3 separate regions of the Homo sapiens genome follow, and all the other regions are linked to region 2. A link is a contact called in ENCODE Hi-C or POLR2A ChIA-PET data. All regions are on one chromosome and are shown on one strand. Each heading gives the region's core, a stretch centred on a gene start or an enhancer-like site at or near the end of the contact. The rest is flanking DNA. Distances are from core to core; before and after follow the strand shown. Region 1 holds the start of PPARA (peroxisome proliferator activated receptor alpha). Region 2 holds the start of KIAA0930. Region 3 has its middle 17 kb from the start of PRR5.

Region 1 (4,029 bases), core at 900-3,399, 910 kb after region 2:
GCTCAGAGACATTTTCAGGAGCACTGATTTGTCCTCAAAGTTACAGATTTCTACTCAGTCCCTGCGCCAGCGGTGTTTCTGTTCTGTCGTGTGGCCCTCATTTCATCAGCACTGAAGAAGGTAAAGAGAGACTTCCTGGAGCTGGGAATGGGGGTGAGGGTGTGCCCTTTGTGACAGTTGCTCCCATGCTGGGTGTGTGACAAGGTCTTCGTGGCCAACAGAAAATTGCTTCATCTCTCTCATCTGAGCGTGGTTTCCCAGAAGAAACCTACCACCCCCGGGAAGCATGGATATGGGGCTGTTTCTGGCCAGGATACTCCCAAGAGAAGAGTCCTGAACTTGCTTCTACCCTCAGGACGCCTGCGGGAGACTGGCTGACAGCATTTGATTGAAAATGCTTATTTCTGGGACACATGGATGAAAAACAAGTTTTCTCTCCCTAAAACCTTGGGAGCCCCAAAAAACCCAAGAATATCACTTTCCTATGTCTGCTGAGTGTACGTGACCACTCTGCACACCCCCACATAGCCTTTGTCCTTGTTCATGAGAATGTTCACTAGGTCTTTCAACACCTGGTTGACCTGGGTGGTGCATCTGGGTCACACACCTGTGTGGACCCTGGTCCTTGAGAGTCTGGGATATGGGTATGCCAGGTAATGTCTTTGAGCCCGGAGGTCCTCATGAGGATGTAGCCCCTGAGCTCTGCGTGGGCAGCCCAGGGTCAGCTTCCCTCACCAAACACAACAGGATGACAAGCTTGGATGTGGCTGCCTGCACACCCCACGAGATATGCAGGATATTACGTGTACAGGTCACCCTATAAACTCTGAAACAACATAAATGATAGCTATTGCTGGCTAACATGTGCAAGAGAAGGTGAGGTTGCCGTGTGCCAGTGGGAAGGATATGTGGGTGTCTGGAGGGTGGGGCAAAGTTCACCATAGGTGCCTGGCTAATCAACAAGGGTGAGTTTAAGAGAAGTTTGTGAAAGGGCCAGTTCCCGCCTGATCTCCAGTTCCCCTGCCTAATGAGATCTGGGTTTGCTTTCCGGAGTGGGTCCTCCTGGGCGCCCGCTGCCACAAATAGCACAGTGGCAGGCACAGCTGGCAGCGGAGGGCAGGCAGTGGAGCGGGCATAGCACACATTGCGTTCCCGAGGAGGGGAGCCCTGATGTGCCGGCACCCAGGGGCTTTGTGCATTCCGCTCCGGCAGCTCGAGCGTCACGGCCCGAACAAAGCGGCTTTGCAGGGCGCTCTCCTACTCCTCGCCATTGGCCACCGGGCCGCGACCTCTCCTTGCTCTGGCAGAGTCCCAGCGCCTTGCGTAGGCACAAAGTCAGCCCCTCACCCCCCAGCGCATGAAGTAGGGGCGGGCATGGCTCTTGGGCCGCTGGAGAGGGGTGGGGTTGTGGGGTCGGAGCTGGCGGCGCCTCCCCGAGCCCGTCCGCGTTGCCCTTCACCCTCCTCGTTCCCCCGCCCACCACACCGCCCTGGCACCTCCCGCCACCTGTTTCCTTGTCCTCCCAGCTCGCCTTCCCCTTCTCCTTATTTTGCATCCTGGGGTTCCAGGGACAAGGTCCCTCCCGGGCCGCCTCCCACCCTACGCACTTCTGAGCCTCAAGGGCACCCGGTCCCGGGTCCCGGGTCTAGACCGGCTCATCGCACAGAGTAGCAGAGCCGGGCTCATCGAGGAGGCAGGAGGGGCTCGCCAGCGTGGCACGGGCGCCCGGCGGGAACCTCCACCCGCCCCGCGGCCGCGCGTCCCCGCCTCGAATTCAGCCCCGCCCCGGTGCGCCGGGCTGGAGGGGCGCTGACGCTCAGCGGTGTCCCATCGGTGACCTTGGACGGTCCCTCCACCTCTCCGGCCTCAGTTTCCCTTGGCTGCAGCGGCCGCGGGGCGCTAGGTGGGAGCCGCTGAGCGCTCCCGGGGCCCCGCCCACCGCGAGCAGCCAATCGGGCGCCGCCCTCCGGGGGGTGTGTCCCGGGGCCGAGGCCCGGGGCCCGGAGGGCGCGCGGGGCGGGCGGGGCTTCCGGGTCGGGCCTCGGGACACTGGCTCGCGCGGACCGGGGCAGGGGGCGGGCCGAGGGGCGGTGCGTGTCGCGGGGGCGCGGCTGGCACGGACGCGCGGAGGCGGCGCCGGGCATGGGCCGTGGACGCGGCGGCCCCGCGGCGGGGGCAGCGGGCGGCGGGGGCGGAGGCGGCCGCTAGCGCCCTGCCCGGCGCCGCCTCCTTCGGCGTTCGCCCCACGGACCGGCAGGCGGCGGACCGCGGCCCAGGTGCCCGGGGGCGGGCGGGCGGGCGGGCGGGAACGCGCGCGGGGGTCCGCGGTCCGGGCTTCCCAGGTCCCGGGACCCGGAGGGCGGCGGACGGGGGAGGGGCAGGGGCTGGGCGGCGCATGCGCGGGGCCCGGGGTCTCGGGGTCTCCGGGTCCCGGGGACCCGGGGGCCCGGGGTGCGCGGCTGGGGACCTGAGGGCGAGGAGCGAGGACACACACCGAGGACTCTTGCGAGGGATCTCGGGGCCCAGCTCGGCCTCCCTCCTAGCGCTGGGGGCCTGCCCGGAACCCGAGTCCGCGGCTGTCCCTGGGGTTTGGCGCTGCGCGGAGGTCGGGTCTGGGGACCGCAGCGACTCTGGGTCTTCGGGTTGTCCCCTCGGAGGGAGGGCCCACGGGCGGGGACATCGGGACTTGCCCTTTCCTCGGCGCAGCGGAGCTGGGGCGTCGCCGACTCAGAAGGTGCTTTCCGAGACCTCCAGGGATCTCCGAGGCGAGGAAACCCGGGCCCCGGACAGACCGACCCTGGGTGGGTGCGCCCGGCTTCTGCCGTCGGACGGAGACGCGCGTGTTTGTTCCTCCAGCTGCGACCACCTTTGAGGAACGGTTCCCACTTTGTGCCCCAACGCGGCGGGGCGACCCCGGACAGGCTGCGCTGGGCCGGGTGGCTTCTCTGCGGAAGCCGCGCCACGTCGCTCCCGGTCGGGGCCGCTGAGGGTCGGGCGCCCAGGTCTTTCCGGAGTCCCGGGCTGCGCGGCCCGCGTGGTGCGGGTGAAGCTGGAGGGGCGCGGGGTGGTGCCAGTGGAAGTCAGGAGGGTCGGCCCTGCCCCCTCACGCACCCCAACCGGGCACAACTGCACGCCTGTGCTTTTCTGAAGTCTTTTTTAAAAGTTAAAAGAGAGGAAGTGTGCTCCAAGTGTCAGGATTCTTTCCAAGAAAAACCCACAGTTGTCCAATGGCCTGGGCTTCGTGGGACCTCCGGGGCTGCACGCCCACGTCAGCCTCAGCCGACCCCTGCCAGGAAACCAGGGAGGCCCCTCCTCTCCCAGCCTCCTTGGGATAAGGGTGCCTTGGGGAACTGGGTCAGGGCAAGGACACGGGATTTTCCTGGGAAGGACCCTGCGACACCCGTGTCGTTGCGGGGCAGGGTCAGCATGACTTTCCTCTTCCAAGGTGAAGAGTTGGGGGGCATCCAGAGAACAACCGTAATCACTTCCTCCTTCACCTTCTTACTGCCAGGCTGAAGCTCAGGGCCCTGTCTGCTCTGTGGACTCAACAGTTTGTGGCAAGACAAGCTCAGAACTGAGAAGCTGTCACCACAGGTAAATAGAAGGTTTAATTTACTGTTTCCAGATGGAAATATTTAAGTGTTTTCAGTGTTTACTTCTGTTGCACTACAGACCAGCAATCTGGGGGTTATTACTTTGTGATGCAAGGTTAGATACGTTTTCAGACTGAAAGTAAAATACATGTGCATGGATTCATTTTTTTTTTTTTTTTTTTTTTTTGAGACGGAGTCTCGCTCTGCCGCCCAGGCTGGAGTGCAGTGGCCTAATCTCAGATCACAGCAACCTCTGCCACTGGGGTTCAAGCGATTCTCTTGCCTCAGCCTCCCGAGTAGCTGGGATTACAGGCGCCTGCCACCATGCCCAGCTAATTTTTGTAGTTTTAGTAGAGGCGGGGTTTCACCATCTTGGCCAGGCTGATCTTGAACTCCTGACCTCATGATCCACCTGTTCCTCCCAAAGTGCTGGGAT
Region 2 (4,154 bases), core at 1-2,500:
GGGGGATGCACTTGTTCTCTGGGACTCAGTTTCCCCAACGGTGAATGAAGGGGTGAATCTGGAAGGCTGACATTCCGTACTCAGCAATGCTGTCACCCCCTCAGAAATCCCCAGCCTAGCCTGGGGGTGGGGTGGGGGGTGGCTGACAATGTGGTATGAAGTCATTCCCTGCACGGAGGAGGGAGGGGTCTTTTCCATGGAGAAAATGACGAACCTGAGACGACAAAAGAGGGGGCTTCTCCTGGGCTTCAGTCTGGGCATGATCCATCAGTAATGGATTACCTCACTGGCTGGGAGACCCCACCCACACCTGCAGTCCCAGGCCCTTCCAAACAATACGAGGCACCCCCATCCCACGCCCCCCAGCAGATCCATGACTTAAAGCCCAGAATCACACCGAGAGGCAGCAGGCCCTGCCCCTCAGCCAAGCGGGCGGGTTCGGGGGGCCATTGCCCAACAGGTCCCTGGATACAGCTAAGGGATGAGAGGGGCCGGTGGGTGCGGAAAGACAAAGGCTTCGGGTAGCAGGAGACAGTGGCCAGGGCACGCTCGCAGCGAGGTCCACCCAGAGCCCAACGAGGGCCCGACCCTGCCGCGCTGGGCTAAGGGTGTACCCAGATCCCACGCCCACACTCCCTACCGCGGTGCTGAGGGCCCGGGGCGGGCTTCCTGGAGAAGGAAGAAGACCCGCAGAGACACGAAGAAGAAGGAGGAAGATGAGACAGACACCCGGACGGACTGACAGGGGGAGACGCCGAATGAGACCCGGGCACAGGGGTGCGGGGCGCTCGTCGGACGGAAAGCAGAGACAGACCCAGATGCAGGGACGGTGGGGGGGGGGCCATGGAGGAAGACAGGGTACCCAGGCAGACCCAGAGACCACGACACCCGCGCAGAGACAGAGATGCGCGGGGCGCACAGAAACACGGACGCGCAGAGGCGGCCCCGGAGACGCTCACCTCTCCCGGCCCGGCCTCGCCCCCGGGTCCCACTCACCGAGGCCGCAGACCTCGCGGCGCAGGCTAAGACGGCCGCGCTCCTCCGCTATGGCACGCAGCATGTGCTGCAGCGAGCGCTCCTCGGCCTCGGCGCCGCCCGCAGGCTCGGGGGCGGCGGCGGCGGGGAGGGCGGGCGGCCCGGCCCGCAGCCCGCCGCGAGCACCAAGGAAGCCACAGTCCGCCTCTGTGCGCGTCGCCGTCGCCGCCGCCGCCGCCACCACCCGCCAAACACAGCACCGGCGAGCGCACCTCCGCGCCGCCGCCGCCCGCGCGCCCCCGGCTCCGCTCGCCCCGCCCCGGCCCGGCCCGGCCCCGGTCCGGCCCCGCCCCTTCCCCGCCCCGGCCCCGCCCCTGTCCCCTCCCGCCCCGCCTCTGAACGGCCCGGACCCACCCCGGCTCCCTGGCCCCGCCCCCTGACCTCCCTTGCCCCGCCCACTTCCAAACGGCCAGTCTCCGCCAATCTTCGGATGCCCAGGACAGCCTCCCTCAAACCGCTCGCGGGGTCCCGCCTCCACCCAAGGTCCTAAACGCCCCACCAACGGGATCACGCCTCTGAGCCCCTCCCGCCGCCCCTTCAGGGCACCTCTCCCCTCCCCCGCTGCTACCCCACGGGATGTGTACTTTGTCACCCGCCCTGTGCGTTGCCACCTCCACCAAGTCCCCTCGGCTGACTTCTGGGAACTTCCTCCGCAGAACCCCTCAAGAGGTCACCTGCTCCCAGAAGGTGGTCTCCTGGGGGACACCGTGGCAAAGCCCTTCCGGCCCCCCTCCTCTGCACCTGGCACAGTGCAGAGTGTTGCGCCTCCATTTCCTCAGCTGCACCATGGGGGACCTTTCCCTGCCTTGCCTCCCCAACATGGGGGAGTGTTGATGAAGGGGGAGGTATGAGGTTAGCTGGGCGTGTCATCCTGATGAAGCCAGGTCTGGCCAGCATCCCTCCGTGTGCTAGTTGTGGCTGATACAGGAAGACACCGGAGAAGCAGCCAGTGGCCTCCCCAAACCTCACGCCTGGTGGTCCATTTCCAAGAACAGGGGGAGATGGAGAGACCAGCATTGATTTCCAGGTCTCTCCAAAGCTAAATCTACATCACTCCCTGCATTCACAGCCTGTGTGTGGACCCCAGACCCATCAAGGTCCCCCTTTCCCCTGTCTGGAGTCCTCTTCTCCCCATTCCTGTGTAACTTGCTTCCTTTGTGTCCCGAGTGTCACATCCTCAAAGAAACTCCCCTGACCGCCTTCCCTCCCTCTCTCTTCCCTTAGTCTGTTTCTCCTTCACAGGGTGACACTTACCTCCTCCCGACACATTGGATACCTATGGGTTCACTTGTTCTCTTCTCTACCGAGGGAGGGGCCTGTCTACTACACAGCTGTTGTCTCAGTACCCAGAACATTGCCTGGCACACATTAGATGCCCAATAAATAGATATGGGCTGCAGGCTGGGCACAGTGGCTCATGCCTGTAATCCCAACACTTTGGGAGGCCGAGGTAGGTGGATTGCCTGAGGTTAGGAGTTCCAGAACAGCCTGGCTAAAATGGTGAAACCCCATCTCTACTAAAAATACAAAAATTAGCCGGGCATGGTAGCACACATTTGTAATCCCAGCTACTCTGGAGGCTGAGGCAGGAGAATTGCTTGAACCTGGGAGGCGGAGGCTGCAGTGAGCCGAGATCCCGCCACTGCACTCCAAGCTGGGAGACAGAGCAAGACCCTGTCCCCCCCCAAAAAAAAAGAAAAGAAAAGAAAAAAAAATGTAGGCTGCATAAACGAAGAATGATGGAGAGGTCTGATGGGGACGCAGGGGTCTTCCTGGGAGGCACAGCAGGAAGGAGCCGTGGGGTTGGGCAGAGCCCCAGAAGGGAGATGGGATCTGGATCCTGCTTCAGGCCTCTGCCCCAGTTTTGTGCCACTGGCCCCTGAACTCTTCAGAGCAGAGCCACATCTGACCCCTCTGTGTCCCCAGTGCCAGGCCCAGGAGGGCTCTGTAGAAAGGTGAGCAGTGAGGGAATGAAGGAAGTGCGCGACCAGCCTCACGTGTATTTCTCTTCTCCAGTGGGCCTGCATCCCTGTCTGTAAAGTGAGGACACTGGCATGAGGGCTGAGGCCTCTGGTTCTGCGTCTGGAGAGCTGGGGTTTGGGCTGGTGGACGTGAGAACTGGGGATGGTGGATCAGACAGCATGAGCGAGTGCTCCAAGGCTGTCAAGTCCAATAGTCACATCCCTCTTTGCCTCCCCAAACCCCACAGCACCCCCTGCCTGTTCCCACTGCCATGCGTTTGCCCACAGTGTTCCCTTGGCCTGAAATCCTTTCTGCTCCGCAACTGTAGTTGCCTTTGGGACCCACATTGCCTGGTTACGCTTGGCCAATGCATTGTGTTCTTATTTGCTTCACAAACCCCCTTTCCCCACCCCACCCTCCTGCACACAGTTGCCTCCGTGTATTCTGTGTCATATGACCAGCATTGAACCAATTCATCCCACTTCCCGTGGCACCCAGCCCAGGACTGGTGCCAGAAAAATATCTGTTGAATGAATGAGTAAACAAACATCGCTTGGGCTCTCTCCTTTGTATTTCAATAATACTCCAGGTATTACCTATACACAGAATTTTCTTTCTTTCTTTTTTTTTTTTTTTTTTTTTGAGGCGGAGTTTTGCTCTTGTTGCCCAGGCTGGAGTACAATGTCGCGATCTCGCCTCACCGCAACCTCCACCTCCCAGGTTCAAGCAATTCTCTTGCCTCAGCCTCCCAAGTAGCTGGGATTACAGGCATGTGCCACCACGCCCGGCTAATTTCATGGAGATGGGGTTTCTCCATGTTGGTCAGGCTGGTCTCGAACTCCTGACCTCACATATACACAGAATTTTCTAATGTCAACAAATGCTAAATCACACTGTGCATGGGAAGAGGGCAGGAGCAGGACTTCTGGGGCTACAGAGCATGTTCTGTTTCTTGATCTGGGGGCTGGTTACACGGGTGTGGTCAGTTTATGAAAATTAAAAGGCTGCACAGCTGGGCATGGTGGCTCACGCCTGTAATCCCAGCACTTTGGGGGGCCAAGGCGGGCAGATCACCTGAGGTCGGGAGTTCGAGACCAGCCTGGCCAACCTGGCGAAACCCCATCTCTACTAAAAATACAAAAATTAGCTGGGCGTAA
Region 3 (4,222 bases), core at 994-3,493, 560 kb before region 2:
CGACACGGGAATGTCGCAGAGACAATCATGGTACCTGGCGTGTGGCCAGAGCTGAGTAGCTGCTAAGCCATGTTATAATTACAGGAGTCACCTAAGGAAATTGCCGCTCTCATTCTGCAGGGCCGCCCAAGGCCTCTCTGAGCCCACTAGGGAATGTGCCCACTGTAGCGGGAGGTCTGGACAGTACTGTCCTCTAAACGCAGATGTGTGTGTGGTGGGGCAGGGCTACAGAGAAGACTTTGGTGGATTAGGTTACTCCAAGAAGGGTTTTGCAGGATGAATAGGAGTTGGCCAACCAGACCAGGCTTAAGGGAAGATCATCCCAAAATAAGTGAAGGGTGAGCATGTGGACATGAACTGAGCCTGACTTCCAAGGACAGAGCCTTCCACCAGGAAGCTGGCCTCTGCTCCCATTCACTCAGGAGGTTTCAAGGAGGCCCCTGGGTCCCCTGCCTCTCCTCTCAGACCCTGGGAGCTGATTGCTCAGGCTGCCTGCAAGAAGCTGGGAGCTTCTAACTGCATGGCCACCCTCTGGCCTTATCCCTGCAGTGAAGCCCTGGAGAGCCCCTTCCTGTCATCTGCCCCTTGAGTCTGGGGAAATCCAAGTGGGCCAAGCCAGTGCTTGGGGAGCGACAGAGTTTGTAGTCGAGATAGCCACCCACCTTGAGGGCCACCTGGCAGCCCCAGCTCCTGAGGAAGAGGCTTCTTGCCTTGGCCCCCACCCCATCTGCCACCCACACCCAGAACCACAAGACAGAGGGCCCAGACCTAGGTTACTCAAAACCAGAAACTGCCGAGAAGATCTGAATGAGGAGCCCCCTTGGGGCCAGGGCCAGGTGGCTGGGCAAAGCCTTCCTCCCACGCCCAGCACCCCGAAGGAGGGCAGGGGCTGGGGGGAGCCAGCCAGGAGACTGTGTCCACCCTCCCAGGCCACCCTGCCTTAGGCCCCAACAAAGGGCAACTCATAGACCCTTGGGGACCTCTGAATCAGGTCCTCTGATTGGCCTCAGATCCAGTCCCTCTGGGGTCCCAAGCCCTGGCTGCAGAGTCACCCCCTCTCTCCTCCCCATGGCTCATTAGCTACATCCTAAGCCTCAGTCTCCCCATCAGTAAGATGAGAAGCCTACTCGCGAGCCACCCGGGGAATGGAAGCAGCTTCCACGGATGAACAACTGTGTCCACCCCTGTCATCCTTGATAGGGTTCATGGATGGCTGAAGAGGGGCCAGCCCAATCCTTTGTCAGAAGCCCTAGCCCAGGAACAGGGGCTGGGCCCCTCGCAGGGGTTGGTTTCATTGGCTTTGACTGCAGCGACAGGTAGGGTGTGTCCCCCGGACTGGGTGGGGGTGTCGAAACCAGGACTTCCAGAATTGATTGAGGGTCCAGGAGGGCCCGGGCCAGAGGGGTGGGCTGAGGAGGGGCCTGGGGCTTTTCAGTTAAACAAGCCACCTGTGGCCACCCCAGCCCCCACCCCAGTGCCCACAGAGCCTGAGCTGTGAGCCCAGTGAGGCCAGGAGCTGGAAGCCAGTCTGATCCAGCCTCGAGAGTGGTAGAAAATGTGCTGGTGATGGCCAGGCGCGGTGGCTTATACCTGTAATCCCGGCACTTTGGGAGGCCGAGGTAGGTGGATCACCTGAGGTCAGGAGTTCAAGACCAGCCTGGCCAACATGGTGAAACCCTGTCTCTACCAAAAAAAATACAAAAATTAGCTGGGCGTGGTGGCGGCAGCTGAGTAGTTCCAGCTACTCAGGAGGCTGAAGCAGGAAAATCACTTGAACCTGGGAGGTGGAGGTTGCAGTGAGCCGAGATCGCGCCATTGTACTCCAGCCTGGGCAACAGAGCGAGACTCAAAAGAAAATGTCCTGGGGATGATGGGGAAGGGGCAAAGAGCACTGGGGACCAGGGTCAGGATGCCTGAGGGTCACCTCCTACCCGCGGTCCAACTGCCTGTGCTGCCTGGTGTTGCCCAGCTTGCACCCGCCCCCAGCTCTCTGCCCAGGGCACTGTTGTGAGGTTAGGGGCAGACAGCGGGTGTGGGTGCAGAGCACAGGGCCGGGCTGATGTCAGCGTCCACAGTAGGGGAGCAGCCCCTTCCTGTCGCTCTGGTCTGTGCTCCACTTGGCCGTGCTGGGTGAGGTCATCCTTCCAGGCCCTGGTGAAATGTCATCTCTGGAGGCTCAGGCGTCCTCCCTCCTGGGGATTCTGGAGCCTCCCTTTACTGCCCTCTTGTGGCTCTCAGGGGAAGGGAAGTGGCAGCCCGGGACTCAGGGCCCGGCACGAAGTAGGCGCTCCTGGTGGCCGCTGGGGTTACTGACCGTGGGAAGCGTGTAGCTCCAGAGTCACAGCTGGGCTCTGATTTCAGCCCTTCCACTCACTCACCCTACAACCCGGGCAAGTCAGCTTTCCCTCGGAGCCTCTGGTTCCTCTTCTGAAAAATGTGGGTGGAAATTCTGGCCTGTAGGTCTGCCCCAGGTCGGAGGGTAGATGGGTACGCAGTGCCAGCACCCAGTAGGGCCTCCGTGAGTGAGCATGTGTCCTTTACCCCATGCACTGGGACAGTCCTGCTCTGCTGGTGACCCTACATATCCCACTCCTGTGCAAGGCCTCAGTCTCACCATCTGTAAAATGGACAGTGGAGACTAGAATGGACAGAGCAAGACCCCATCTCAAAACAAACAAACAAAAAACGATTTCTCCTCTGTCTGGAATAGAGCCATGTGTATTTAATCAGAAAAATGTTTTCCCTCCTCCACCCCAAATCTGTGGATGCTCCATAGAGAAGGGCCATGCTTATCCCTCAGTTTCTCCTTAAGGTGGGAGCCTTGCGCTTTCAGAGAAGCCAGTGAAAGCCACACCCCTCTCGCCAGTGAAAGCCACACCCCTCTCCCCAGTGAAAGCCACACCCTCTCCCCAGTGAAAGCCACACCCCTCTCCCCAGTGAAAGCCACAAGCTCTCCCCAGTGAAAGGCACACTCACAGCCACCGTGACTCTGCCAGGCGTGGGCTGTGGTGCCTGACACCCTCTCAGACATGCCCAGGCACATGCTGGAGTTGCTCAGAACTTCTACACAGAATCCCAAGCACCAAGGGTGGGGCTGGAATCAAAGCCGAGATACGTGATGCCCCTTCCGCCTAACTTTGTCCCCTTCTAACCCAGATAGTGCCCAGAAAGATGGTTCCACTTGCAGGCCCTGTGCCCAGGGCCCTGGCTTCCGTGGTACCATCCTTTCTCCCTGGGGGAGCACCGTGATGATGCCACACATCAGAAGTTCCCCTATTGGGGCCCGGCATGGTGGCTCACGTCTGTAATCCCAGCACTCTGGGAGGCCAAGGCAGGCAAATCCCCTGAGGTCAGGAGTGAGAGCAGGCTGGCCAACATGGTGAAACCCCGTTTCTACTAAAAGTACAAACATTAGCCAGGTGTGGTAACACACACCTGTAATCTCAGCTACTTGGAGGCTGAGGCACAAGAATCCTTGAACCCAGGAGAGAGAGGTTGCAGTGAGCTGAGATCGCACCACTGCACTCCAGCCTGGGCGACAGAGTGAGACTGTCTCAAAACAAAAAGAAAAGAAAAAGAAGTTCCCCTATTGGGCACCTGGCTTTCACAACATCTTGTTCTATTCTTGTGTTTTTGTTGTTGTTGTTGTTGTTGATTTTTTTGAGACAGGGACTCGCTCTGTCGCCCAGGCTGGGGTGCAGTGGCATTAACTCGGCTCACTGCAACGTGTGCCTCCCGGGATCAAAAGCTTCTCCTGCCTCAGCCTCCCGAGTAGCTGGGATTACAGGTATGTGCCACCACGCCTGGCTAATTTTTTTTATTTGTTTGTTTTGTTTTGAGATGGAGTCTCGCTCTGTCGCCCAGGCTAGAGTGCAGTGGCTCGATCTTGGCTCACTCACTGCAACCTCCACCTCCCAGCTTCAAGCGATTCTCCTGCCTCAGCCTCCTGAGTAGCTGGGATTACAGGTGTACACCACCACGCCCAGCTAATTTTTGTATTTTTAGTAGAGATGGGGTTTCACAATGTTGGTCAGGCTGGTCTTGAACTCCTGACTTCATGATCCGCCTGCCTTGGCCTCCCAAAGTAATTTTTGTATTTTTAATAGAGACTGGGTTTTGCCATGCTGGCCAGGCAGGTCTTGAACTCCTGATCTCATGATCTGCCCACCTCGACCTCCCAAAATGCTGGGATTACAGGCATGAACTACCACACCCGGCAAAT

The links. A loop is a pair of places that touch in the nucleus more often than their neighbours do. ChIA-PET counts read pairs that join two places held with the same protein, here RNA polymerase II (POLR2A). Pooled maps may share reads with other maps.
Region 1: a pooled map shows a loop between it and region 2 (6-fold over the local background). The contact joins the promoter of PPARA here to the promoter of KIAA0930 in region 2. A Hi-C loop is called at or near these places in 1 of 37 single-sample maps with no recorded cell type and 5 of 50 pooled maps.
Region 3: a loop to region 2 is called in a pooled map, with 4 times the contacts of the local background. The contact joins the enhancer-like site here to the promoter of KIAA0930 in region 2. A Hi-C loop is called at or near these places in 2 of 37 single-sample maps with no recorded cell type and 4 of 50 pooled maps. POLR2A ChIA-PET finds 5 or more read pairs at or near these places in 2 of 52 experiments (activated T-cell and naive thymus-derived CD4-positive, alpha-beta T cell).

What each region holds. Positions count from the first base shown.
Region 1 is chr22:46,148,377-46,152,405 of GRCh38, forward strand. PPARA (peroxisome proliferator activated receptor alpha) reads left to right here and starts at 2,150. Exons shown (of 9, transcript NM_005036.6): 1 at 2,150-2,276; 2 at 3,512-3,594. RefSeq lists silencers at 1,611-2,220, 2,371-2,490 and an enhancer at 2,701-2,890.
Region 2 is chr22:45,239,644-45,243,797 of GRCh38, forward strand. KIAA0930 reads right to left here and starts at 1,251. Exons shown (of 10, transcript NM_001009880.2): 1 at 997-1,251. The coding sequence starts at 1,060. RefSeq lists silencers at 825-914, 1,065-1,124, 1,285-1,344, 1,375-1,574.
Region 3 is chr22:44,682,693-44,686,914 of GRCh38, forward strand. It overlaps a transcript of PRR5 not described here. Among named protein-coding and RNA genes, the nearest start is that of PRR5, 17 kb to the right of the region's middle. RefSeq lists enhancers at 1,419-1,958, 2,935-3,254, 3,135-3,635. Within about 2 kb of position 2,244, at least 9 of the 41 ENCODE cell types and tissues checked have a DNase peak (open chromatin) inside an H3K27ac peak, as active enhancers do.